Regions from separate parts of the Homo sapiens genome. Here all the other regions are linked to region 2. Evidence: read pairs that join two places in POLR2A ChIA-PET (ENCODE). Cell type or tissue: MCF 10A. All regions are shown on one strand. Links, peaks and the distances in the headings refer to the core of each region. The heading gives the core; the rest is flanking DNA. Region 1 overlaps C9orf72 (C9orf72-SMCR8 complex subunit). Region 2 overlaps MOB3B (MOB kinase activator 3B). Region 3 overlaps IFT74 (intraflagellar transport 74).

The links. ChIA-PET counts read pairs that join two places held together with the same protein. Peaks named below come from ENCODE experiments on the same cell type or tissue, not always from the same donor. Only the 100,000 strongest peaks of a DNase experiment are listed, where the experiment ranks them.
Region 1: POLR2A ChIA-PET joins it to region 2 with 5 read pairs; 4 of 35 experiments call an interaction of 5 or more read pairs at or near these places.
Region 3: POLR2A ChIA-PET joins it to region 2 with 5 read pairs; 2 of 35 experiments call an interaction of 5 or more read pairs at or near these places.

The regions. Positions count from the first base shown.
Region 1 is chr9:27,554,048-27,556,547 of GRCh38, reverse strand. All of the region lies in intron 8 of C9orf72 (C9orf72-SMCR8 complex subunit), which reads left to right. Among named protein-coding and RNA genes, the nearest start is that of C9orf72, 18 kb to the left of the region's middle. In MCF 10A, for the core only: no CTCF peak of the experiment used is centred there; no DNase peak of the experiment used is centred there.
Region 2 is chr9:27,494,694-27,506,724 of GRCh38, reverse strand. The region is part of intron 1 of MOB3B (MOB kinase activator 3B); the gene reads left to right. Among named protein-coding and RNA genes, the nearest start is that of IFNK, 24 kb to the left of the region's middle. RefSeq lists an enhancer at 11,331-12,031. In MCF 10A, for the core only: no CTCF peak of the experiment used is centred there; a DNase peak (open chromatin) is centred at 7,034.
Region 3 is chr9:27,015,622-27,027,652 of GRCh38, reverse strand. It overlaps IFT74 (intraflagellar transport 74), which reads right to left. Exons shown (of 20, transcript NM_025103.4): 11 at 10,603-10,746; 12 at 8,966-9,006. Among named protein-coding and RNA genes, the nearest start is that of LRRC19, 16 kb to the right of the region's middle. In MCF 10A, for the core only: a CTCF peak has its summit at 7,125; no DNase peak of the experiment used is centred there.

The DNA of each region.
Region 1 (2,500 bases), core at 1-2,500, 56 kb before region 2:
TGCCTGCTGGTACTGTAGTCAAGCAATATGAAATTGTGTCTTTTACGAATAAAAACAAAACAGAAGTTGCATTTAAAAAGAAAGAAATATTACCAGCAGAATTATGCTTGAAGAAACATTTAATCAAGCATTTTTTTCTTAAATGTTCTTCTTTTTCCATACAATTGTGTTTACCCTAAAATAGGTAAGATTAACCCTTAAAGTAAATATTTAACTATTTGTTTAATAAATATATATTGAGCTCCTAGGCACTGTTCTAGGTACCGGGCTTAATAGTGGCCAACCAGACAGCCCCAGCCCCAGCCCCTACATTGTGTATAGTCTATTATGTAACAGTTATTGAATGGACTTATTAACAAAACCAAAGAAGTAATTCTAAGTCTTTTTTTTCTTGACATATGAATATAAAATACAGCAAAACTGTTAAAATATATTAATGGAACATTTTTTTACTTTGCATTTTATATTGTTATTCACTTCTTATTTTTTTTTAAAAAAAAAAGCCTGAACAGTAAATTCAAAAGGAAAAGTAATGATAATTAATTGTTGAGCATGGACCCAACTTGAAAAAAAAAATGATGATGATAAATCTATAATCCTAAAACCCTAAGTAAACACTTAAAAGATGTTCTGAAATCAGGAAAAGAATTATAGTATACTTTTGTGTTTCTCTTTTATCAGTTGAAAAAAGGCACAGTAGCTCATGCCTGTAAGAACAGAGCTTTGGGAGTGCAAGGCAGGCGGATCACTTGAGGCCAGGAGTTCCAGACCAGCCTGGGCAACATAGTGAAACCCCATCTCTACAAAAAATAAAAAAGAATTATTGGAATGTGTTTCTGTGTGCCTGTAATCCTAGCTATTCCGAAAGCTGAGGCAGGAGGATCTTTTGAGCCCAGGAGTTTGAGGTTACAGGGAGTTATGATGTGCCAGTGTACTCCAGCCTGGGGAACACCGAGACTCTGTCTTATTTAAAAAAAAAAAAAAAAAAATGCTTGCAATAATGCCTGGCACATAGAAGGTAACAGTAAGTGTTAACTGTAATAACCCAGGTCTAAGTGTGTAAGGCAATAGAAAAATTGGGGCAAATAAGCCTGACCTATGTATCTACAGAATCAGTTTGAGCTTAGGTAACAGACCTGTGGAGCACCAGTAATTACACAGTAAGTGTTAACCAAAAGCATAGAATAGGAATATCTTGTTCAAGGGACCCCCAGCCTTATACATCTCAAGGTGCAGAAAGATGACTTAATATAGGACCCATTTTTTCCTAGTTCTCCAGAGTTTTTATTGGTTCTTGAGAAAGTAGTAGGGGAATGTTTTAGAAAATGAATTGGTCCAACTGAAATTACATGTCAGTAAGTTTTTATATATTGGTAAATTTTAGTAGACATGTAGAAGTTTTCTAATTAATCTGTGCCTTGAAACATTTTCTTTTTTCCTAAAGTGCTTAGTATTTTTTCCGTTTTTTGATTGGTTACTTGGGAGCTTTTTTGAGGAAATTTAGTGAACTGCAGAATGGGTTTGCAACCATTTGGTATTTTTGTTTTGTTTTTTAGAGGATGTATGTGTATTTTAACATTTCTTAATCATTTTTAGCCAGCTATGTTTGTTTTGCTGATTTGACAAACTACAGTTAGACAGCTATTCTCATTTTGCTGATCATGACAAAATAATATCCTGAATTTTTAAATTTTGCATCCAGCTCTAAATTTTCTAAACATAAAATTGTCCAAAAAATAGTATTTTCAGCCACTAGATTGTGTGTTAAGTCTATTGTCACAGAGTCATTTTACTTTTAAGTATATGTTTTTACATGTTAATTATGTTTGTTATTTTTAATTTTAACTTTTTAAAATAATTCCAGTCACTGCCAATACATGAAAAATTGGTCACTGGAATTTTTTTTTTGACTTTTATTTTAGGTTCATGTGTACATGTGCAGGTGTGTTATACAGGTAAATTGCGTGTCATGAGGGTTTGGTGTACAGGTGATTTCATTACCCAGGTAATAAGCATAGTACCCAATAGGTAGTTTTTTGATCCTCACCCTTCTCCCACCCTCAAGTAGGCCCTGGTGTTGCTGTTTCCTTCTTTGTGTCCATGTATACTCAGTGTTTAGCTCCCACTTAGAAGTGAGAACATGCGGTAGTTGGTTTTCTGTTCCTGGATTAGTTCACTTAGGATAATGACCTCTAGCTCCATCTGGTTTTTATGGCTGCATAGTATTCCATGGTGTATATGTATCACATTTTCTTTATCCAGTCTACCATTGATAGGCATTTAGGTTGATTCCCTGTCTTTGTTATCATGAATAGTGCTGTGATGAACATACACATGCATGTGTCTTTATGGTAGAAAAATTTGTATTCCTTTAGGTACATATAGAATAATGGGGTTGCTAGGGTGAATGGTAGTTCTATTTTCAGTTATTTGAGAAATCTTCAAACTGCTTTTCATAATAGCTAAACTAATTTACAGTCCCGCCAGCAGTGTATAAGTG
Region 2 (12,031 bases), core at 5,887-8,386:
CCCCGTCTCTACTAAAATTACAAAAAATTAGCCGGGCGTGGTGGCGGGTGCCTGTAATCCCAGCTACTTGGGAGGCTGAGGCAGAGAATTGCTTAAATCCAGGAGGCGGAAGTTGCAGTGAGCTGAGATCAAGCCACTGCACTCCAGCCTGGGTGACAGAGTGAGACTCCGTCTCAAAAAAAAAAAAAAGATTAAATAAGTTGACATAATTAAAGGGTCTGGCACAGTGCCTACCATACAGAATATGAACATATACAATAAATATTGGCTATTGTGATGATGAAAAATGGGGGTAGATGAGAGGAGACATTTCAGACACAGGCAAGAGGTACATAGCCTGGTATGGGCTTGGCAAATTACCTGGTTCTCTAGGATGGAAGTTTTGTTCAAGTGAGTAGTAGTTGAAAGATAGATGATGGTTGTAAAATATGTTAAACATGAATTAAAAGCCTCTTAATTGGGGATATTAAATAAAGAGTCTAGGATTCCAGAAGAAAATTTAAATGAGTGATCTCTAAGTTTCCTTCTGTTTGAGATTCTGTGGTTCCTCCAAGACTTCCAGTGGTTCCCAAGAAAAACTTGTGAGTCAACCATCCCACTGCAGTAGCGATCCAGAGCTGCAGCCTGGAACACACCAGCAATAAGGCAATGCTTCTCTGTTTTGATAACAGCACCTCATTTGCTAAATGAAAAAGAGTTTTAGTTTCCATGTGGCAATCTGCCCAGGCATTTGATTTGACAGCTAAGAGAGAGAAAGGTAAAAGCCCATGCGTGTAATTGGTGACACGTTATTTCCTGGTCATTTTTTTCCCCTTAGTTTTGAGAGCCAGAGTCAAAGAGAAGGAAGAGAGAGGGGGAAAAAATGGCTCTACGGGAAATGAGTTTCCAGGCAGAGCTGAGACACCTGAAGAATGTGTCACTTCATATACTTTGCACGTGTGAGTCAATAGGCAGTTTCAGGGTTTGCCAAAGTGCATCCAAGGGCTGGTGCAAGAGAAGAAACCACTCCAGGAGAATTAATATAATTCTGGTAAGACAGCTTCATGCATTAAGCTTTCAAGAGGGCCTGAGAGGTCTGTGGACTTCATGCAGAACTGTTTGCACAGCATTGGCCAGAGTTGGAATATAAGCTAGTACAGCATTCCCAACTTCTTCCTAAATTTATTTTATGTGAAAATACATTTAGAAAACTCAGAGTTAAGCAAGTCAAAGAGATTTCTTTACTGCAGAACATCTCAGGATCTTTGTTATGCTAATATGAATTGTGAGTGTCCAAGAAGGAGAGTGTGAATGCAGTACTTCCCACATTCACGGGAAAGTGGTAGGTTTTAATGTAGAATGTATCTAGGGACTAGAGTCTTAAGCAGCCCTTTGGGAAAAGCTGATTTGGGGCAGGAACACCAGGCCGTCATTCCTTCACTCTTGCCCTTTCCCGGGGAGGTCTAGGTACGGACACAGATGTTTGCAGGCAGCCCTGTCATTCTAGCAGCTGAATGCAGGACATTGTCCAGGAGAACACCAGTCATTTGCAAAAACATGATGCGGTATGGTAGGTAAAATAATAGCTCCCCAAAGATGTCCACATTCTCATCCATAAAGCCTGTGAATATGTTATCTTACATGCCAAAAGAAATTTTGTGTATGCGATTACACTAAAGATATTGAGATGGGTGATTGTTCTGGATTATCAGGGTGGGCCAAGTGTAGCCACAGGGTCCTTATGAGAAGGAGGCAGGCAAGCGAGAGTCTGAGGAGATGCAATGACAGAAGCAGAGGTCAGAGTGATGTGGGGCCACAAGTCAAGGAATGCAGGCAGCCTCCAGAAGCTAGAAAAGGCAAGGAAGTGGATTCTCCCTGAGAACCTCCAGCAGTAACACAGCCTTGCCACCCATTTTAGACTCCTGACCTCCAAACTGTAAAATCACCTTATGATGTTTGAAGCCACTAAGTTTGTGGTAATGTGTTACAGTAGGGGTGGGAAATGAATAATGAGGTTTGATATTGGTCCCACTTTTCCTGTGCTTGAATGTGGATGGATTGACATGCTTCCAGACCCCTTCTAAGGCCCTGCTCCTGTTCAGGACTCTGATAGTCAAGGAGGTCATCCATAACCACCCTCTGGCTAGTGTGCCCTGCTTTCTTGCTGTCCTTCCTTTATCTCCCCAAGCCCCAGGGCCAAGTATCACTCTACTGCTCAGATGTGCAGTGACCAGGCCAGTCACTGACAGTCTTTGAAAGAAGTGATGTGATTGGCCACTGGTTGTGCTATGCATCTGTCATTTTTGTAGTGTGGGCTGAAGAGCATACTTCATTCAGTTACTACTATAATATCTTGTGGTAACTGAAATTTGAACAGGGTTGTTGTAGGATGGGTGTCATTTAAATTGTGCTCACTGAAATGGGTGCATATCAGAACCACACAAAATGAGGACTGCATCTTTTAAAATCATGGTGCAAATCCTGCAGTAGCATTGTTATCACTGGACTGGGGGACAGGCAGCCTAGCCATGTCCTCTTGTGTTTGCTGAATACCAACGTATAAATGTGGCTGATGCAAGCATTAGGGATGTCAGTAAATAATGTATGAATTTAAAGTTGAGCAAAAGATGATGAAGCACTATTTGTACTTTGTGTCTGATGGTCACAGTTCAGTTATCCAGGAATCTCACTCTGAGACCCTGTGATTTGCAAGTAGGAGGTTCATTAGGGACTGCTTATGGCCACAAGGACTGGCAGGGGAATGAAAGCAGGAGAACGGAACAGAGGGAGAAGATGGCTGTGATGCACAGGGGGCTCTGGAGCCGGGACAGCCTGAAGAGTGGTCCCGAGTTAAGGCAAGGGGGCAAGGCCTTTATGTTTCTCCATCAGCCAGTCATTGGCTGTGGGTTGCCCAATCCCAAGAGGGCAAACTCCCTCCAGGGCGGTGGCTCTCTCTAACTAAGCATGCTTCTTTGAGAGGCCCTCAGCTGAAAGCTGCCAGCCTCTAACACTCCCAACTGGGAGAATAAATGCCCTAGTCCTAAAGGAATCTGATGGCACATTACAGGGTCCACTACCCTGATTATTCTATGATTCTGGTGCCACTGGACAGCCAAACTTTACAGAGGGCTAATCAGTATTTTAGCAAGGTTCAAGTCAGAATCTGGGGCAGAGTATGCAGGAAGAAGAGACAGGAGCGCAGGAGAGCTGACTGAGGCTGCTGCTGACGGAGAAGGCAGGGCCGCCTTCTAGGACAGTGGCCACCTCTCCTTCCCAAAGAACAGCAGCCAGTTGGGGCTGGATCCGCCTCCACTTTGATTTTCATTTATGGTAACTTATTAATTTGCGAGAAGTTGATGGTCTCGTTACTTTATCTTATCTTGCCCTTTTCGGGCATTTGGGCTCTGAATTGGAGCAGATGGAGAGGACAAGAACTTGAAATGAAAAGTTACTACATTTGACATTCGTGGTCAATTTTTCCTCTAGTGAAATATAGGTACCATGTAAAGGCAAATTGAAATTTTTTCAACTCCCAGTCCTTCCCTTTCCCTCCTTTTTTCTTCTGGTTCTTAGACCTCACACGTGTGTCATGTTCTTCCTCCAGTCTAGTCACCCCTAGCTCTTTATTTGAGGAGAATTAGATGCCTGAAGTCCGGCTCCTGCTTCACTGAATTGGGAAACAATGAAGTCAGCATCTCTCATTCTCTGAACTAACACTTACAGCTTTGGGAAACTACCTCTTTCCCCCAAGAAAAAGGGTCTGCAGATCTCTGAGAGAGGTTGCTAAGAATTCAGCAGGGAGATGAACAGGATAATAGAGGACTTTGTCACAAAGGGCTGACACCATGTTTTAGAATTGCTGATCTTAACACTTAGGCTAAAACCTGGATAAAAAGAGATTCCTGCCTACTTTCCTGTGACATTCTCTTTAGAAAGACTGAAGATACTCCCATCTGTAAGAATTTAGTTTGGGCATCCTGGTGGATTGAGGGCTTGGAGGCCACATGACAAAAGCTTTTCATCTGGAGGACCAAGTCTGACCCTTCAGTAGTGGCTGCCTGGAGAGGCTGTGTTAAGAAAGATTCTGAAGCCAGAAAAGCTTCTGTCTCCTTAGCTGATGGCTGCCCTGGCCGTGTTCCTGGGGAGGAAAGGGACACCTGATGTGTACTTGGCCATCTCAGGACATTAGTCTTCACACAACAGTCCTCAGTTGGCTGATGGGTGTTTTTGTGCTTAAACACTATATCCAATGCATACCTTTAATCTGGTTTGGGGTATACTGTAGTTTGTGAGTTATTCAGAGGTAAAATGCTAAGTACAGGATGACAAGTTGAAGAGGTAGCTGTCCAGTCCCTAGACTTCACAGAAAGAGTGAAAGATAAATTAAATCCTAAAATAAGTATATGAATAGGGAAGAGGTATTTGGAATTAGTATTAAGTATTATTTGGTTTGATATTGTGTGGGAGACCTAGATCAATGACTCCAGGTCCTAAAGTGCTGGACCTGAGGATATAAAGATTGCTGTGGTTTTGAAATGGAGAATTCGCTCATTGTCTCTTTTGATCTGAAAACAGGCAGTGAAGTATGTAAGTAGAGCATGCAGCACTATGCTTAGCAAATCATGACTAGAAACTGGAGATCTGTCACATTTGTAGGGAGAAGGATCGTGTATATATGGAAGAAATAAGAGAGGCAAATTGATGGCAAAAAAAGGGAAGGACAAACAGGGTCAGATTCTAGTCTTTGCCCTTTTTGTTGAGAGTGAGTGTTTTTTTCCTGAAAGAGCATCAAGGACTACACAGGTAAAACTTGAACTGTAATATTTAAAATTCCTTTTGCCTAATAACTTCTCTTTTTTTTGTCAAGTAAACAAAAGTCTACCCTAACAGTTTCGATTCCCTACTTTCCCTTGCTGGAAGTACATTAAATTGCTCATGTAGATCCCTATCTCACAAATAGCACTTTTTTTTTTTTTTTTGAGACAGAGTCTCACTCTGTCGCCCAGACTACGGTGCAGTGGGGCGATCTTGGCTCACTGCAACCTACACCTCCTGGGTTCAAGTGATTCACTTGCCTCACCCATCAACCCATCATTTACATTAGTTATTTATCCCAATGCTATCCTTCCCCCCACCCCCCACCCCATGACAGGCCCTGGTGTGTGATGTTCCTCTCCCTGTGTCCAAGTGTTTTCATTGTTCAGTTCCCATCTATGAGTGAGAACATGCAGTGTTTGGCTTTCTGTCCTTGTGGTAGTTTGCTCAGAATGATGGTTGCCAGCTTCCTCCATGTCCCTGCAAAGGACATGAACTCATCCTTTTTTTGGCTGCATAGTATTCCATGGTATGTATGTGCCACATTTTCTTAATCCAGTCTATCATTGATGGGCATTTGAGTTGGTTCCAAGTCTTTGTTATTGTGAATAGTGCCGCAATAAACATACGTGTGCATGTGTCTTTATAGTAGCATGATTTATTATCCTTTGGGTATACACCCAGTAATGGGATCGCTGGGTAAAATGGTATTTCTAGCTCTAGATCCTTGAGGAATCACCACACTGTCTTCCACAATTGTTGAACTAGTTTAAACTCCCACCAACAGTGTAATAGCATTCCTATTTCTCCACATCCTCTCCAGCATCTGTTGTTTCCTGACTTTTTAATGTTCGTCATTCTAACTAGTGTGAGATGGTATCTCATTGTGGTTTTGATTTGCAGTTCTCTAATGACCAGTGATGATGAGGTTTTTTTTTCATATGTTTGTTGGTCGCATAAATGTCTTCTTTTGAGAAGTGTCTGTTCATATCCTTTGCCCACTTTTTGATGGGGTTGTTTGTTTTTTTCTTGTAAATTTGTTTAAGTTCTTTGTAGATTCTGAATATTAACCCTTTGTCAGATGGGTAGATTGCAAAAATTTTCTCCCATTCTGTAGGTTGCCTGTTCACTCTGATGGTAGTTTCTTTTGCTGTGCAGAAGCTCTTTAGTTTAATTAGATCCCATTTGACAGTTTTGGTTTTTGTTGCCATTGCTTTTGGTGTTTTAGTCATGAAGTCCTTGCCCATGCCTATGTCCCGAATGGTATTGCCTAGGTTTTCTTCTAGGGTTTTTATGGTTTTAGGTCTAATGTTTAAGTCTTTAATCCATCTTGAATTAATTTTTGTATAAGGTGTAAGGAAGGGATCCAGTTTCAGCTTTCTACATACGGCTAGCGAGTTTTCCCAGTACCATTTATTAAATAGGTAATCCTTTCCCCATTTCTTGTTTTTGTCAGGTTTGTCAAAGATCAGATGGTTGTAGATTTGTGGTGTTATTTCTGAGGCGTCTGTTCTGTTCCATTGGTCTATATCTCTGTTTTGGTATCAGTACTATGCTGTTTTGGTTACTGTAGCCTTTTGTCTAAGTGAGGACACTTGTTTGTGCTTTCTATAATTTGGACAGCATGATAAGGTAGTTTTACGAAGGAATTTTGCATTTCTCACAAGACACTTTATATATCTATAAGTCACAGGGTTCTCCCCACCCCCCAACCCAGCACAGGGAATTTGAAACTAAATAAGGAAGAAACTAAATAAGGTGAACCAGACTCAATTCAAGTGAATTTCAGTTCTAGGTTTCTGCTATACACACTTTAATGGTGATTTTTAACCATTATTTATAAGTTATTGATAGTTCTGAGGTCTAGTCAAACCTTCCACAGCATTTAACCACAAGATGCATTTAAGTTAGATGTAAAAACCAGAAATCTAACTTGAGACCGACTTTGTATAAGACTAATTGAAAGGTTGATTGTAGATGGAAAATTCATAAACATTTAGTGATAGCTGTAGATTTCATTTCAACATAACACAATGGCAAAATTATAATTCTAATTTACATTAATTTATAAGAATGTTCTGAAAGTTGCAAACAATATCTAGAAAAAGTGATTGTCCCAAAGTTCAGATCCTTCAGTATTAGATACATTGTTTTTCTGTACTAGTGCAGAAAAAAAAACCAAAAGCCATTCATTTCCTGCTGTGACTTGTCCTTCAGAAGGTGGGATAGTTGCATGGAATGACTCATTTCCTTCACAAACTAGAAGTTGCCATTCTAACGAGAAATGGCAGTGTGGAAAGCGAATTAGTAAATGTTAAAGTATGAGTCCTAGGTAATGGGACCTGTTCATTAATTTGGACAGTGCTGTGAATATGTGAGTTACTCATTTTGAAATATACATTGAATTAGATATGATTAATATTCCAGTTGTTAAAAACAGATAAAGATGTCTTAACCTGACATATTTCCTTTCCATGAGTTTTAAATAAGAACCTGAGATCATTTTACTGGGACTATTATAGAAGTAATTTGTTTACGTGATGACTCTGTTCATGAACCTAATAAGCTTGCTTTCTTGGTCATTTTTTAGAGAAGGTTTTTATTTGATTGTTGAATCATAAAGAGACAGGACTCTTGCATTCCAGCTTCATCCTCTGGCTTTTCTGTGATTTTTCCTTGTTCCTCAGTCTCTTCATACATAAAAGAAATACATCAGCAGTGGCTCTGAGATGCAAAAATAAATATAATTGTCAATATTTAAATTGTAAAACTTTAGTAGATTATTCTTATTTTAATTAAAGGAGGAAAATAGACCCAAAATGATTTTAGGAGCTGATTCAGATAAATTGGTCAGGTGGTTTAGAATTTAAATTCATGGTTCTTTTCTACTGAATTTATTGGATAATAATTTATGCATATACAGATAAATTTGGTGCACTTTAAAATGTGCTTAAAAAATCTTGTGTTAAGATCCTCTTCTTCCTGAATCAGAGGTCCACAGGCCTATTTTGGCCCACAGAGATGTTTTGTTTGCTCATAGAAAGTGTTGATTTTTCTTTTAAGTTATCAACCTATAAAAATACAGATTTCACCTAAAAAATAGATTTCCAATTACGCTTAAAGAATCATAAGATCCAGCAATGTCAGGTCTTTATCTCTACATAGCAACTGCTGCTAGTACTGAATAACTTTCCCCTTTCAATGGTGCATGTGCCTCAGCACCAACAGTCTCTGGGATGAGACCCCAGTACTACAAATCAGGGTTTTCTCTGTTGACCTAGATGAGAACATTCTGACATTGAGAATAAACAGTTTAAGCATCATTATTAAGTGGTATTTGAATTCAGAGATTAGGCACATGAACAAAACCTAGGGTACTGCTACCTTGAACTTCTTTTAGTAAGAAGCAAGTTCTTCTAACTTTCCTCTACTTTCTTTTAAGTTTGTCCAAAGGTGCATTTGCAAAGGGATTACAAAGACCATGGCAGAACCAGCCCACCCCTCCCTAACACACACATCACACGCTTATTCCACCAGCTCCTCTAATTAAAGGTCTCGCACAGCTCATACGACTCCCAAAGCCAATTAAACAATGCTCACCCTTGTACCTCACAGTAGGTTGGGGAGTAGCTTGGAAAACGCTGTGATTGATATGAAAAGTAGTAACGTATTTTTAAGCACTTTTAGCACTGTTGTTACTCTATGAGGCACAAGCTTTCAACATAGTGGCCTTTTATTTTCTGCGCTTTTGGAGTGTGAGAACACCATAGAGGCTACACGCACCACGGCGTTTCTGTGGGCTGGGAATCAAGGCCTGGAGAAGGGGGTGGGCAGCCGGGAAGTGACAGTGCAGGGAGGGGGAGTTGGCAGCTGTCAAATGAATGCATTTCCCTCTTCTATTATCCTGCTATCCGAATGCTCCATCTATTCATATTCATGGTTTCCATCACTGTGCATAGCACCAAGGCCAGCTTCCTTTTCACATTTCATCTTCTTGTCTTTCTTGGAGTTTCATTTTGATTTACTAAAAATCAGTGGACTGCTTCTAAACAAGGATCAGCTAATAGAAACTGGAGGTAGTTGGTAGAGAATCTACTGGGAGGAATTTATTTACATACAAGAAGTTAAAGCCAAATGTATGTGGTAAGTTAACTTTTTGTTCATCCATTGTTAATTTCATTAATTTCCTACTAATCTAGTGATTAATTCCCCATGTAGGAAGACTATATTCACATTGCTAAGAGAAAGGAATAAGTAAAACATTTTATATTTTAATTACAAAGTAATATATATTTAATTTAGAACATATAAAACTACAAAAATTTAGGAAAGTACAGAAAAGAAATTAAAATCACCTGAAACTAGACATAATTATTAGTAAGTTCTGAGTTTATTTCTTTACAGTCAAATATGTATATATATTTTTTAGGAAATTGTGATAATTCTAGAAATTATTCTCATTGTCTTCTTATATTTGTATAATACTAAATCATAAATATTTTAATATCCTTAAATATTTTATTAAAGCTTTTCATATGTCTATATAGAATTCTATAGTATGGATACTCCATGATTTTTGGGAAGTTAGGTTTTTCTGAATTTAAATATTAAACAATGTTGTGATAAAGACATTCACAAGCTTTCACATCCAAGCTTTGTGGAAATCTATGCTTTTTCCTTAGGAAAATTTCCCAGAAGTGATTTGTGAGTCAAAAGGTAGTTGGCCTTTAAAGTAACCTCCACAAAGTTTGTAGGAATTGAAGCTCTCTGATGTATAAGAGCCCCAAACAGGGAGCTTTTCTAAGAATATCTTTCTGGGAAGCTACTCAGAATATTCTTTGACTGCTTTTGTCTAGATATTTTTACTCTATGAAGAAGACTAATCACTTGCTGGAGTTTCTTGGAATATAGGAAGAGGAGAATGGAATGCTGCCAACTTTGAAAATGTTTGGGAAAAGTGTGGGCCATATTAACCATCGTTTTAATTAACATTTGTTTTAGATCAAGAATGGAAAACCAACTCTTCTGGAGGAAAACATAAATGTCTGCTGGGGAACATGTATTTGCTTTGGGAACCCTTGGGACCAAGAAAATAAAATGCTTAATAACAACAGCATAATGAGGCTGTAGGAGTGCTGAAAGCATTAATTAATGAACAATTTTAAAGTTCTTCAGAAGCCCAGGGAGAGTTTAGAGTGGATGGATTCCTTTACTGACAAAGACTAATATGTTGGACTGCTTAGGCTGACTTGATTAAACCAGAGCTAAATTTTAAAACACACCTAATTACAGTTTCCCTATTTTAAATGGAATGCCTCATATTTATTGGAGTCCTATTATTCTATTGAGATGAACCACGGTTAACCACATCCATATTTTTTAATATTTAGGCTGTAGAACTAAACTTTTACATGTACCTGGAGAAGTTTAGAAGTTGACATTATACTGTCCTTACATGTGACGTCCCACTTTGCAACAAAAGAGCCATAGGAAGGCAGGCCCTGAACTGACCAATCGAATAACCTGAGAGTCTGATCAGAAGAATGCATGCTATGTAAATAGATCACGTTTGGGCAAGTGCTTCCTATTGCTGTCCATTGAAACTTAACACTTTCAGTGGTCCTTCTGAGTTTAACAGGTTTCTATCTCCTGGCAATAAAACCAGACTTTGCTATAGTGGTTTACTTGGCAAACTTAATCTCCACTTGTTCCTGCAGTAGGATTAAGCATGTAAACACAGCATGAGTTAATTGTAAAAATGGACACTGATGTGACAACTCAGTTGGAATACTTGCTGTATTTTGTCATACAAGTAATGAGAGTTTTTTTGCTCGTTTTTAGTGATATTGCTTACAGAACCTTTAAAGTGATTAGCATAGAGAGATAACGCTTCTATGTGCCTTAGAAGAGAATCTATGCTAATTATAACAGTATGCTGCCAGCATGATTGTTTTGTAAATGATGTTGTCCTAGTGATATGCTGGGAACTGTACTTACTGTTCCTCCAGGATAGGAGATGTCCCTTGAGAAAAGGGAGTTCTGGGTCTTTCTTTTGTGTGTTACAGTAAAGGGAACTCTTGAAACTTTATCTTTCTAAAGTGAATGTCCAGGATTAATCTTTCCTGATAGTTCTCTTGCCTGGATATCAAACAATAAAGCACTTAATACTCTCAATACTGGTAATATATGAAGTTAGTCCAGTAATTCGGAAACAGGAAGTTTGAACCCATTTAGACTTTAATACACTAACCAACAGTCATTTCCCTTAATTTCATTCATTACATGAATTTCATACATTCATGGATTCATTACTTTCTTCATTTGTTTACACATAGCCTGAATTGAGTGTCTGAATTGAATTCAGCAGTCCCTTGGGGCCATCAGGATGGGTTCCTTGTCTTCAAGGAGCTCCCAGCCTAGTGGAACAGGCATGGGAAAACTAATACAGTGTGGCACGAGCTATGGTGGAAATGTCCCTCAGGCATGCAGGAACAGGGATGGAGTAGCTAACCCTGCCTCACGGTCCCTCCTGACTCCCTCAGCTCCATTCATTTAATTAATTAATTTATTTATTTATTTATCTATTTATTTATTTATTTTGGAGACAGGGTCTCACTCTGTCACCAGGCTGGAGTGTGGTGGTACAATCATGGCTTACTGCAGCCTTGACTTCCAGGGCTCAAGTGATCCTTCTGCCTCAGCCTGCTGAATAGCTGAGACTGTAGGTGTATGCCACTGTGCCCAGCTGATTTTTAAAAATCACTTGTAGAGACAAGGTCTCACCAGGTTGCCCAGGCTGGTCTTGAACTCCTGGGCTCAAGTGATCCTCCCACCTCAGCCTCCTAAAGTGCTGGAATTACACTGTGAGCCACCTTGCCTGGCCCATTTTATTTTAATATATAGCAGTTTTTCCCAAGAACCTTGCCACTCTGATTGTGGCCCACAGACTAGCAGCATCAGCATCACCAGCAGTTCACTACACATGCATCACCTGAACCAGACCTGTTGAATCATAATTTGCATTTTAACAAGATCTTCAGGATCCAAAATTTGTCACATGACCACAACTCTTATGTGGAATAGGGGGAGGGGTGGCACTGTTACAAATGTATGTTCTTGGCAGGGCATGGTGGCTCACGCCTGTAATCCCAGCACTTAGGGAGGCCAAGGTGGGTAGATCACAAGATCAGGAGTTCGAGACCAGCCTGGCCAAAATGGTGAAACCCCGTCTCTATTA
Region 3 (12,031 bases), core at 5,434-7,933, 480 kb after region 2:
AGTTTAAAAAATGAGCAAATGAACTAAGTAAACATTTCCCCCAAAGAATATGGCCAATAAGCATATGAAAGGAACCTCAACATCATTAGCCATCAAACAAATACAAATCAAAACCATAGTGAGACACCGCTTCATACCCATTAGGAATGGCTATAATAGAAAAAGAGATAATAACAAGTGAGGATGTGAAAAACTGGAACCCTCACATGCTGCTCATATGCTGCTCTTATTATATTACATAGAAATGTAAAACAGTACCAATTCTTTGAAAGTCTGATAGAATTCAGCTGTGGCTCCATCTGGTCCTGGACTTTTTGTTGGCAATTTTTTTTTTTTAACCATTTCAATCTCACTGCTCGTTAATGGTCTGTTCAGAGTTTCTATTTCTTCCTACTTTAATCTAGGATTGTATATTTCCAGGAATCTATCCGTCTCCTCTAAGTTTTCTAGTTTGTGCGTGTAAAGGTGCTCACTGTAAGCTTGGTCTTTTGTATTTCTGTGGTATTGGTTGTAGTATCTCCCATTTTGTTTCTAATTGAGCTTATTTGGATCTTTTCTCTTCTTTTCTTGATTAATCTTGCTATTGGTCTATCAATTTTGTTTATCTTTTCAAAGAACCAGCTTTTTGCTTCATTTATCTTTCAATTTTTTGTTTCAATTTAATTTAGTTCTGCTCTGATGTTTGTAATTTCCTTTTCTTTTGGTGGGTTTGGGTTTTGTTTGTGCTTGTTGCTCTAGTTCCTTGAGGTGTAACGTTAGATTGTCTATTTGTGTTCTTTCAGACTTTTTGATGTAGGCACTTAATGCTCTGAATGTTCCTCTAGGCACTGCTTTTGCTGTATCCCAGAGGTTTTAATAGGTTGTGTCATTATTATTGTTCAGTTCAAAGAATTTTTAAATTTCCATCTTGATTTCATTGTTGACCTAAAGATCATTCAGGAGCAAATTATTTAATTTCCATGTATCTGCATGGTTTTTAAGGTTCCTTTTGGAGTTGATTTCCAGTTTTATTCCACTGTGGTCTGAGAATACTTGATATAATTTTGATTTTCTTAAATTTATTGAGACTTGTTTTGTGGCCTATCATATGGTCTGTCTTGCAGGACGTCCCATGTGCTGATGAACAGAATGTATATTCTGCAGTTGTTGGGTAGAATGTTCTATAAATATCTGTTGAGTCCATTTGTTCTAGGGTATAATTTAAATCCATTGTTTCTTTGTTGACTTTCTGACCCGTCTAGTGCTGTCAATGGAGTATTGAAGTCCCCCACTATTAATTGTATTGCTGTCTATCTCATTTGTTAGGTCTAGTGGTAATTGTTTTTTACATTTGGGAGCTCTAGTGTTAGGTGCATATAGATTTAGTACTGTGATATTTTCCTGTTTGATTAGTCCTTTTATCATTACATAATGTCCTTCTTTGTCTTTTTCAATTGTTGTTAAAGTCTGTTTTGTCTAATATAAGAATAGCTACTCCTACTTGCTTTTGGGACCATTTGCATGGAATAACTTTTTCCACCCTTTTACCTTAAGTTTATGTGAGACCTTATGCATTAGGTGAGTCACTTGAAGATGGGAGATACTTGGTTGGTGAATTCTTATCCATTCCGTTATTCTGTATATTTAAGTGGAGCATTTGGGCTGTTTATATTCAATGTTAGTATTGAGATATGTGGTATTGTTCTATTCATTGTGCTAGTTATTGCCTGAATACCTTAGTTTTTCATTTCCATTGTGTTGTTTTATAGGCCCTGTGAGATTTATGATTTAAGGAGTTTCTACTTTGGTGTATTTTGAGGTTTTGTTTCAAGATTTAGAACTCCCTTTAACTGCTCTTGTAGTGCTGCCTTGGTAGTGGTGAATTCTCTCAGCATTTCTCTGAAAATGACTTTATCTTTGCTTCATTTATGAAGCTTAGTTTCAATGGATACAAAATTCTTGGCTGATAATTATTTTAAGGAGTCTAAAGGTAGGACTCCAATTCCTTCTAGCTTGTAGGGTTTCTGCTAAGAAATCTGCTATTGATCTGATAGGTTTTCCTTTATAGGTTACCTGATGCTTTTGCCTCATAGCTCTTAAGATTCTTTCCTCTGTCTTGACTTTAGATAATCTTATGACTATGCCTAAGTGATGATCTTTTTGTGATGCATTTCCCAGTTGTAATCTTTGACATTCTTTCTTTTCTTTTCTTTTTTTTTTTTTTTTTTTTGGAGATGGAGTCTCACTCTGTCACCCAGGATGGAATGCAGTGGCATGATCTTAGCTCACTGCAACCTCCACCTCCCAGGTTCAAGTGATTTTTCTGCCTTAGCCTCCCAAGTTGCTGGGACTACAGGTGCGTGCCACCATGCCCAGCGGATTTTTGTATTTTTAGTAGAGACAAGGTTTTACCTTATTGGCCAGGCTGCTCTTGAACTCCTGACCTCATGTTCCGCCCACCTCGGCCTCCCAAAGTGCTGGGATTACAGGTGTGAGCCACCGTGCTCAGCCATGACATTCTTATATTTGGATGTCTACATCTCTAGCAAGGCCAGGGAAGTTTTCCTTGATTATTCCCTCAAATACATTTTCCAAACTTACAGGTTTGTCTTCTTCCTCAGGAACACCCATTATTCTTAGGTTTGGCCATTTAACAGAATCTCAAACTGTTTGGAGCCTTTGTGCTTTTTTTTTTTTTTAATTCTTTTTTGGTCTTTGTTGGATTGGGTTATTCTGAAAGCCTTGTCTTAGAGCTCTGAAGTTCTTTCTTCTGCTTGTTTGATTCTATCGTTGAAACTTTCCAATGTATTTTGCATTTCTCAAAGTGTGTCTTTCATTTCCAGAAGTTGTGACTGTTTTTTTATTTATGCTACATATTTCTCTGGAGATTTTTTTCATCCATATCCTGTATTTTAAATTTCTTTAAGTTGGTTTTCACCTTTCTCTGCTGGCTCCTTCAGTAACTTAATAACTGACCTTCTGAATTCTTTTTCTGTCAATTCAGAGATTTCTTCTTGGTTTGGATCCACTGCTGGTACTAGTGTGATCTTCTGGGGATGTTACAGAACCTTGTCTTCTCATATTACCAGAATTGTTTTACTGGTTCCTTCTCATTTGGGTAGACTATGACAGAAGAAAGATCTGAGACTCAAGGACTGCTGTTCAGATTCGTTTGTCCCATGAGGTGATCCCTTGATGTGGTGCTCTCTCCCTTTCCCTAGAGATGGGGCTTCCTGAGAGCCAGACTGCAGTGATTGTTATTGCTGTTCTGGGTCTAGCCACCCACCAGAGCTACCGGGCTCTGGGCTTGTACTTGGGAGGGTCTGCGAAGAGTCCTGCGAAGTGATCTGTCTTTAGGGTCTCAGCTGTGGATACCAGCACCTGCTCTGGTGGAGGTAGCTGAAGAGTGAAGTGGATTCTGTGAGAGTTCTTGGTTGTAGTTTTGTTTCGTGCACTGGTTTTCTTGAATGCTGGTTATGCTGGCAGTGAAGCTGTCATGTGAACAGAGTCAGGGCCTCTGGTTAGTGTGGATGTTACAGGCAGTGGAATTAGCTGTTGTTTTCTCCTTCCCTTGGAGCAGGATTGTTCTGTTATGAATTGCTGTAATGGTTTGTGTTGGTTGGCCTCCAGCTAGGAGGTGGCACTTTCAAGAGGGCATCAGCTGCAGTAGTATGGGGGGATACAAGCTTGCCCTAAGGTCACCTGAATAAATATTTGGGTTTCTCAGGTGATTGGTGAGGCCATAGGCCTGCCACAAGTTTATGTCTTTTGTCTTTGGCTACGAGGCGGGTAGAGAAAGACCATCAGGTCGGGGCAGGGTTAGGCGTGTCTCAGCTCAGACTCCTCTTGTATGGGGCTGGCTATGGCCAATGTGGGTGATGGAAGGGGTGGTTTCAGGCCAAAGAAGTTATGTTCAATGGGGGAGATGGCAGCCTCTGCTGCTGATCTTACTGAAACTATTCCAAAAGATAGAGAAAGAGGGAATCTTCCTTAAATCATTCTATGAAGCCAGTATCACCCTAATACCAAAACCAGGAATGAACATAACAAAAAAAAGAAAACTATGGACCAACATCCCTAATGAACTTAGAGGCAAAAATCCTCAAAAAAAAATTAGCCAACCAAATCCAGCAGCATATCAAAAAGATCCTCCATGATCAAGTGGGTTTTATAGCAGAGATGCAGGGATGAGTGAACATACACAAGTCAATAAACGTGATACACCACATAAACGGAATTAAAAACAAAACTCATATGATCATCTCAATAGATGCAGAAAAAGCATTTGACAAAATCCAGCATCCTTTTATGATTAAAACCCTCAGCAAAATCAGCACAGAAGAGACATATCTTAAGGTAATAAAAGCTATCTATGACAAACCCACAGCCAACATTATACTGAACAGGGGAAAGTTGAAAGCATTCCCCCTAAGAACTGGAACAAGACAAGGATGCCCACTCTCACCACTTCTATTCAACACAGCACTAGAAGTCCTAGCTAGAGCAATCAGAAAAAAGAAATGAATAAAGGGCATCTACATCAGTAAAGAGGAAGTCAAACTGTCACTGTCTGCTCTTGATATGATCATATAACTAGGAAACCCTGAAGACTCAACCAGAAAACTCCTAGATCTTATAAATAAATTCAGTAGTTTCAGGACACAAAATCAATGTACACAAATCAGTAGCACCGCTATATACCAACAGCAACCAAGCTGAAAAGAAATCAAGAACTCGGTCGGGCGCGGTGGCTCATGCCTGTAATCCCAGCACTTTGGGAGGCCGAGGTAGGCAGATCACAAGGTCAGGTCAAGACCATCCTGGCTAACACAGTGAAACCCCGTCTCTACTAAAAATACAAAAAAGTAGCCGGTGTGGTGGCACGTGCCTTTAGTCCCAGCTACTCGGGAGGCTGAGGCAGAAGAATTGCTTGAACCCGGGAGGCGGAGGTTGCAGTGAGCCAAGATTGCGCCACTACACACCAGCCTGGGCGACAGAGCAAGACGCTGTCTCAAAAAAAAAAAAAAGAAATCAAGAACTCAACTCCTTTCACAACAGCTGTGAAAATAAAATAAAATAAAACAAAATATAATACAATACAATACTTGGGAATATGCCTAACCCAAAAGGTGAAAGACCTCTACAAGGAAAACTACAAAACACTGCCGAAAGAAATCATAGATGACAAAAACAAATGGAAACATATTCCATGCTCATGGATGGCTAGAATCAATATTGTGAAAATGACCATACTGCCAAAAGCAATCTACAAGTTCAATGCAATTCCCATTTCACCATCATCATTCTTCACAGAACTAGAAAAAAAAATCCAAAATTCATATGGAACCCAAAGCGAGCCTGCATAGCCAAAGCAAGACTAAGCAAAAAGAACAAAGCTGGAGACATCACATTAACCAACTTCAAACTACACTATAAGGACTATGAGGTCACCAAAACAGTATTGTATTGGCATAAAAACATGTACATGGACCAATGGCACAGAATAGAGAACCCAGAAATAAAACCAAATACTGACAGTCAGCTGATCTTCGAAAAAGCAAAAAAAACATAAGGTGGGGAAAGGACACCCTATTCAACAAATGGTGCTGGGATAATTGGCAAGCCACAAGTAGGAGAATGAAACTGGATCCTCATCTCTCATCTTATACAAAAATCAATTCAAGGTGAATCAGAGACTTAAATCTAAGACCTAAACCCATACAAATTCTAGAAGATAACATCAGAAAAACTCTTCTAGACATCGGCATAAGCAAAGACTTCATGAACTGAAAGAACCTAAAAGCAAATGCAACAAAAACAAAGATAAATAGATGGGACTTAATTAAACTAAAAAACTTCTGCACCACAAAAGAATCAGCAGAGTTAATAGACAACCCACAGAGTTGGAGAAAACTTTCCTAAACTGTGCATCTGACAAAGGGCTAATATCTAGAATCTACAACAAGTTCAAACAAATCAGCAAGAAAAAAAAATCCCATAAAAAAGTGAAAAGTGGGCTAAGGACATGAATAGATGACTCTCAAAAGAAGATATACAAATGGTCAACAATCATAGGAAATGATGCTCAACATCATTATCAGGGAAATGCAAATCAAAACCACAATGCAATACCACCTTACTCCTGCAAGAATGGCCATAATTAAAAAATTTTTAAAAATAGATGTTGGTGTGGATGTGGTGAAAAGGGAACACTTTTACACTGCTTGTGGAAATATAAAGTAGTACAACCACTATGGAAAACAGTATGGAGATTCCTTAAAGAACTAAAAGTAGGTCTACCATTTGATCTAGCGATCCCACTACGAGGTATCTATCCAGAGGAAATAGAAGTCATTATATGAAAAGACACTTGCACACGCATGTTGACAGCAGTACAATTTGCAACTGGAAAAATATGGAAACAGCCAAAAAGCCAACAATCAACAAGTGAATAAAGAAAATGTGGTATGTATGTGTGTGTGCGTATATATTTATACATATACATACATATATATTTATACATATACATACATATATATATGTTTATTCTACTCAGCCATAAAAAGGAACAAAATAATGGCATTCACAGCAACCTAGACAGAGTTGGAGACAGTTATTCTAAGTGAAGAAACTCAGGAATGGAAAACCAAACATTGTATGTTCTCATTTATAAGTGGGAGCTAAGCTATGAGGACGTAAAGGCATAAGAATGATACAATGGACTCCGGGGACTTGGTGGGAAGAGTGAGAGGTGGGTGAGGGATAAAACACTACACAGTGGGTAGAGTGGACACTGCTTGGTTGATGGATGCATCAAAATCTCAGAAATCACCACTCAAGAAATTATCCATGTAACCAAATACCACCTGTTCCCCAAAAACTACTGAAGTAAAAAAGATAGGCCAGGCGCGGTAGGTCACGCCTGTAAACCCAGCACTTTGGGAGGCCGAGGCGGGCAGATCACGAGGTCAGGAGATCGAGACCATCCTGGCTAACACAGTGAAACCCCGTCTCTACTAAAAATACAAAAAATTAGCCAGGCGCAGTGGCGGGCGCCTGTAGTCCCAGCTACTGGGGAGGCTGAGGCAGGAGAATGGCATGAACCTGGGAGGAGGAGCTTGCAGTGAGCCGAGATTGGGCTGCTGCACCCCAGCCTGGGCAACAGAGGGAGACTCTGTCTCAAAAAAAAAGAAAAAAAAAAAAAAGAAATAAAAAAGATAAAATAAAGCTGCTTTAAATGTTCCTAAAAGAAAAAAATATTCTCTTAGCCATAAGAATATAGAAATTTGCTTACAGTTACAAAAAACAGAAAAAAAAAATTAGTTTCTTAGTACCTTAGCCAGTATTGCAAAACACTTGACACGGGCTGCAATTCAGCTGATACTAGAGACTGTGATTCCAAAATTTAATTTCATAAGTTGTAATCAGCAACAAAAACATTACAATAGAATATGAGAGACATTAAAAGGCAATTTCGTCATTGTTGACTACTTATTAATTTACAACTTAGTTGATTAAAATTAAAACAATCTTAGCCGGGTATGGTGCTGTGTGCCTGTAGTCCCAGCTACTCGGGAGGCTGAGGCATGAGAATCCCTTGAACCCAGGATGTGGAGGTTGCAGTGAGCCAAGATTGCACCACTGCATTCCAGCCTGGGCGACAAACTGGGACTCTGTATCAGAAAAAAAAAAAAAAATTAAATTAAAACAATTGGTATGCTTTCTGGTGACTGGTAGTAAAATGATTGTTTTACAAATTTCAAATAAATGTATTCAAATACAAATAAATGAAATGTAAAATGGTAAAGCTGTTTTGGAAAACAGTCTGGTAGTTCTTCAAAAAGTTAAACATAGTCATGAGTCAGCAATTCCACTCCTAGGTATATATACAAGAGAAGTGAAAACATATGCCCACACAAAAACTTGTACATGGATGTTTATAGGAGCATGACTCATGATAATAAAAAAATGGTAACAGCCCATACATCCATTAATTGATAAATAAATAAAATATGGTATATCCATACAATGGAATACTATTTGGAAATAAAAATTAATAAAATACTAAGCATGTATTAGTATTAATAAAAACTAATACATGCTTAGTATTTTATTAATTTTTATTTCCAAATAATATTCCATTTGTCTTAGTTTTCAAGGCTCACCTATGAGCCTTGGAACAGAACAGAGAACCCAGAAATAAAGCCAAATACCAATAGTCAGCTGATCTTCGAGAAAGCAAGGCTCACTGTGCTAAGTGAAAGCATCCTGACACACAGAAGCACATATTGAATGATTCCATATATATGAAATGTCCAGAATGGGCATGGCTAGAGCTGGGAGAGGGATAAGGGAGGTGATGGTTAAAGGGTGCAGGGTTTTATTGGGCTGACTGAATAGTTCTAAAATTGACTGGGGGCATGGCATACTGGCTCACATCTTTAATCCCAGCTCTTTGGGAAGCTGAGATGGGAGGATCACTTGAGGCTAGGAGCTGGAGACTAGCCTGGGCCACATAGCAAGATCTCGACTCTACTAAAAATAAAAATAAATTAGCCAGATATGGTGGTGTGTGCCTGTAGTCCTGGCTACTTGGGAGGTTTGAGCCCAGGAGTTTGAGGTTACAGTGAGCTATATCATGCCACTTGCACTCCAGTCTGGGCAGCAGAATGAGACCTGGTCTCAAAAAGATAAAAATAAATAAAAATTGAAAAATAAAGGTGATCTAGGTGATGGCTGCACACTTCTGTGAATATACTAAAATGTTTTAAATTGTTTACATTAAATATGTCTATTATATGGTATAAAGTATATCTTAATAAAGATACTTATAAAAAAATTATACTATGCAATGGCTCTTAAACACTCAAAGAAATATTTAAAGCTATAAGTAAAATTGAAAGAATGAAAGCCACTCCTGTACCTTTAGAATGTAATTTTTAAAGTGAGAAATGGATGTAAAATGTCCTAGTATAAAGATACTTACTGTCTTTCCATGCTGGCTATTTCCTGATTATCATCTTTAATCTACAAAGGCATAAAAAGAAAGTAGTATTTAAAAAAATAACTCATTGTAAGGCTATCTTAAAGATAATTTCCTTCTAGAGTACAATTGTACTAAAGTGTCAAATCTACTCTCTTTCTTGAAATCTATTTTTTAGATTTCAACCTTTGAAGTTAAAGGGAACAGCACCAAGGAACCATTCACAGATTCCATCCTTTTTCCTCAAAGTAAGGGTAGTAACTGATATACTCACAGCTACCCTCCAGGCACCATGAGGATAGCTCATCTTCAGGCCTGGATAAGTTGATATAAACATCTAGGATTTCTGAGATTCCCCTCAGTTTCCCACAAGGTAGGGTTGCTAGATTGAGCAAGCCCAGTTAAATCTGAATTTCAGATAAATAGTGAATACCTTTGAGAGGATATATGTACCATGTAATATTTGGAATATCCATATCATTGACAAGCAATAAATAATTTTTCCATATACATATATATATCTGAAAGATTATTTATTGCTTATCTGAAATTCAAATTTAAGCAGCCATTCTATATTTTATGTGGTAGGCGTACCTCAAGATCACTCCTCCCCATCTTTCAATGATTTCTCTCCAAGGAACTACACAGGTTCTAGATTTAATACCTTTTTGAAATGATTCTAATAATTAAATAGTCCCTGAATTGATACCTACATTTCTTCTAAATGCACTGGGCTTGATCTAAGTCTAAGGGCAAAGGAGTCCCTGACTGGAGCTGTGCCCATATACATATGAAGTTCTCCTAAGGCCCTTATAGTTAGGATGTGTCAGGATAAACAACATGCTAATTATAATTTGGAGCTAAACTAAATCCACCCCTGGGGTAGTAAGAAAGCTACTAAATACATGTTACATGTGTCATGACTTTAGGACATACGATAATTTCACAGGACATTTTAATTCCATTCTCTTCATGGAGGCACTGATAATAACAACCACAAAAAGTCATTAGCCTTGGGATACTCCATTTTCTAAATACAAGGCCCAAAACAATAATGAAACATATCTTCAAAAAGATTATCTAAATATTTAATGACCAATAAAGAAGAGTTTCAAGTATTCCTAATAAGGAAAAGTTAGCTTCACCTAAGTTACTATGAAATACTTGATTAAGAAAATCTAGGCTGGGTGCCTATAGTCCCAACACTTGGAGAGGCTGAAATGGGAGGACTGCTTGAGGCCAGGAGCTGGAGACCAGCCCAGGCAACACAGTAAAACCCTATCTCTACAAAAAATAAAAATAAAAAATTGGTGTGTTGGCACATGCCTGCAGTCCCAGCTACTCGGGAGGCTGAGGTGGAGGATCACTTGAGGCCAGCAGCTCAGGGCTACAGTGAGCTATGATTGCACCACTGTGCTCCAGCCTGGGTTACAGAGCAAGATCCTACATCAAAAATAATAATAATAATAATAATAAAAGAGGAAGAAAATCTAGATTAAAAAGTCATTTCTTCACATAAACTATTTTTAGACAATACACTTACTAGCTTTACTACTTGCATTAATATCCCTTTAAAAAAAACAAATCAATACATGTACCAAAACCAGACATCTTAAAATAAGTATGTTTGTTTTGCCCACCTGCTTAAGTAATTTCTCTCTCTCTTCCATTGGAGATCCTATGCTTTTGTCTTCTGCAATCATTTGATCTCGATGGGACTCCAACTCATAAAGTTTTTCATGCAGCAATACCGCCTCCTGTTTCACCTGGGAGTGAGCTATTTCCTAAAGGAAAATAAGAAGGGAAAGTTTTAATTAGTATTTTATCAATAATTATTCTAAAATAGGTTTCAGTTTATAAGAATGGGGGTAAATTTAAACTACTAGCATCTTTAAATACAGACAGCAAATATCATTAGTACTCAATAATGCTACAAAGCACATTCCTAAATTGGAAGAATAAAAATAAATCCTGCTATTTTCAGTCTAAGATTCACAAGAAGTTGATAGCCTTAGTTTATTTTATTTTCTACATATAAGACCTGAATAAGTATAGGACAACTCTACCAATGGGAGGATAAAGACAATGTCAAAACATATGTACAACTTTAAACACAATGTCTGATTCAAAGTCCATAGAAGTGATCTTTGGAGAGAAGATATTTTTCCCTAAATAGGTCATAACATATATTTTCCCACAATTTTGTGGGTTGAATTGTGTCTGCTCAAAAAGGTAAGCTGGAGTCTTAACATCATAAACCTGTCAATTTGACCTTTATTTGGAAATAAGCTCTTTGCATATTTAGTCAAGTTAAGATATGGTCATTAGGGGTGGGCCCTAATCCAATATGATGGTGCCCTTTATAAGAAGAGTACAGACACAACAGAGACACACAGGGAGAATACCATGTTATGACTCAGGCAAAGACTGGAGTGATGCAGCTGCAAGTCAAGCAATATCAAGAGCTAATGGATACCACTAGAAGCTAGGAAGAAGCAGAGCAAGATTCTGTCTAGAGTCTCAGAGGAAGCATGGCTCTGCTGACACCGTGATTTCAGACTTCCAGGCTCTGGAACTGTGAGAAAATTTGTGTTTCTTTTAAGCCACCCAGTTTGTGATATTCTATTATAGCAGCACTAGGAAATGAACACATGAAATAACAGTTACTGTGTACTCACCACTATCCCACCTTTCACAAAGAAAAAAATAAGGATGTGACAAAAATGTTATTAGCTAACAACACCAAAAAAAAGGTAGGAATGGTGTTGGTGATGATTAAAATGACATTTGAGACTCTTGTTTACTGAGCATCTGTTCTGTGCCAGGCACTATACTACATGTTATTTATATGCTATCTCTACTATCCAAAGTGATACTCTACAAGATAGTACTATCATCTCTATTTTACAGATGAGAAAACTAAGGATCTGACATGTAAATAACTTTTCAAAGTTAACAAAGACATAAGAGTTAACAGTGACATTTGAAACCGGACCTACAACTTGAACAAAATAAAATTCTTAGAAGGGAAGACCTCATTTTTTTTTCTTTTTTGAGATGGAATTTCGC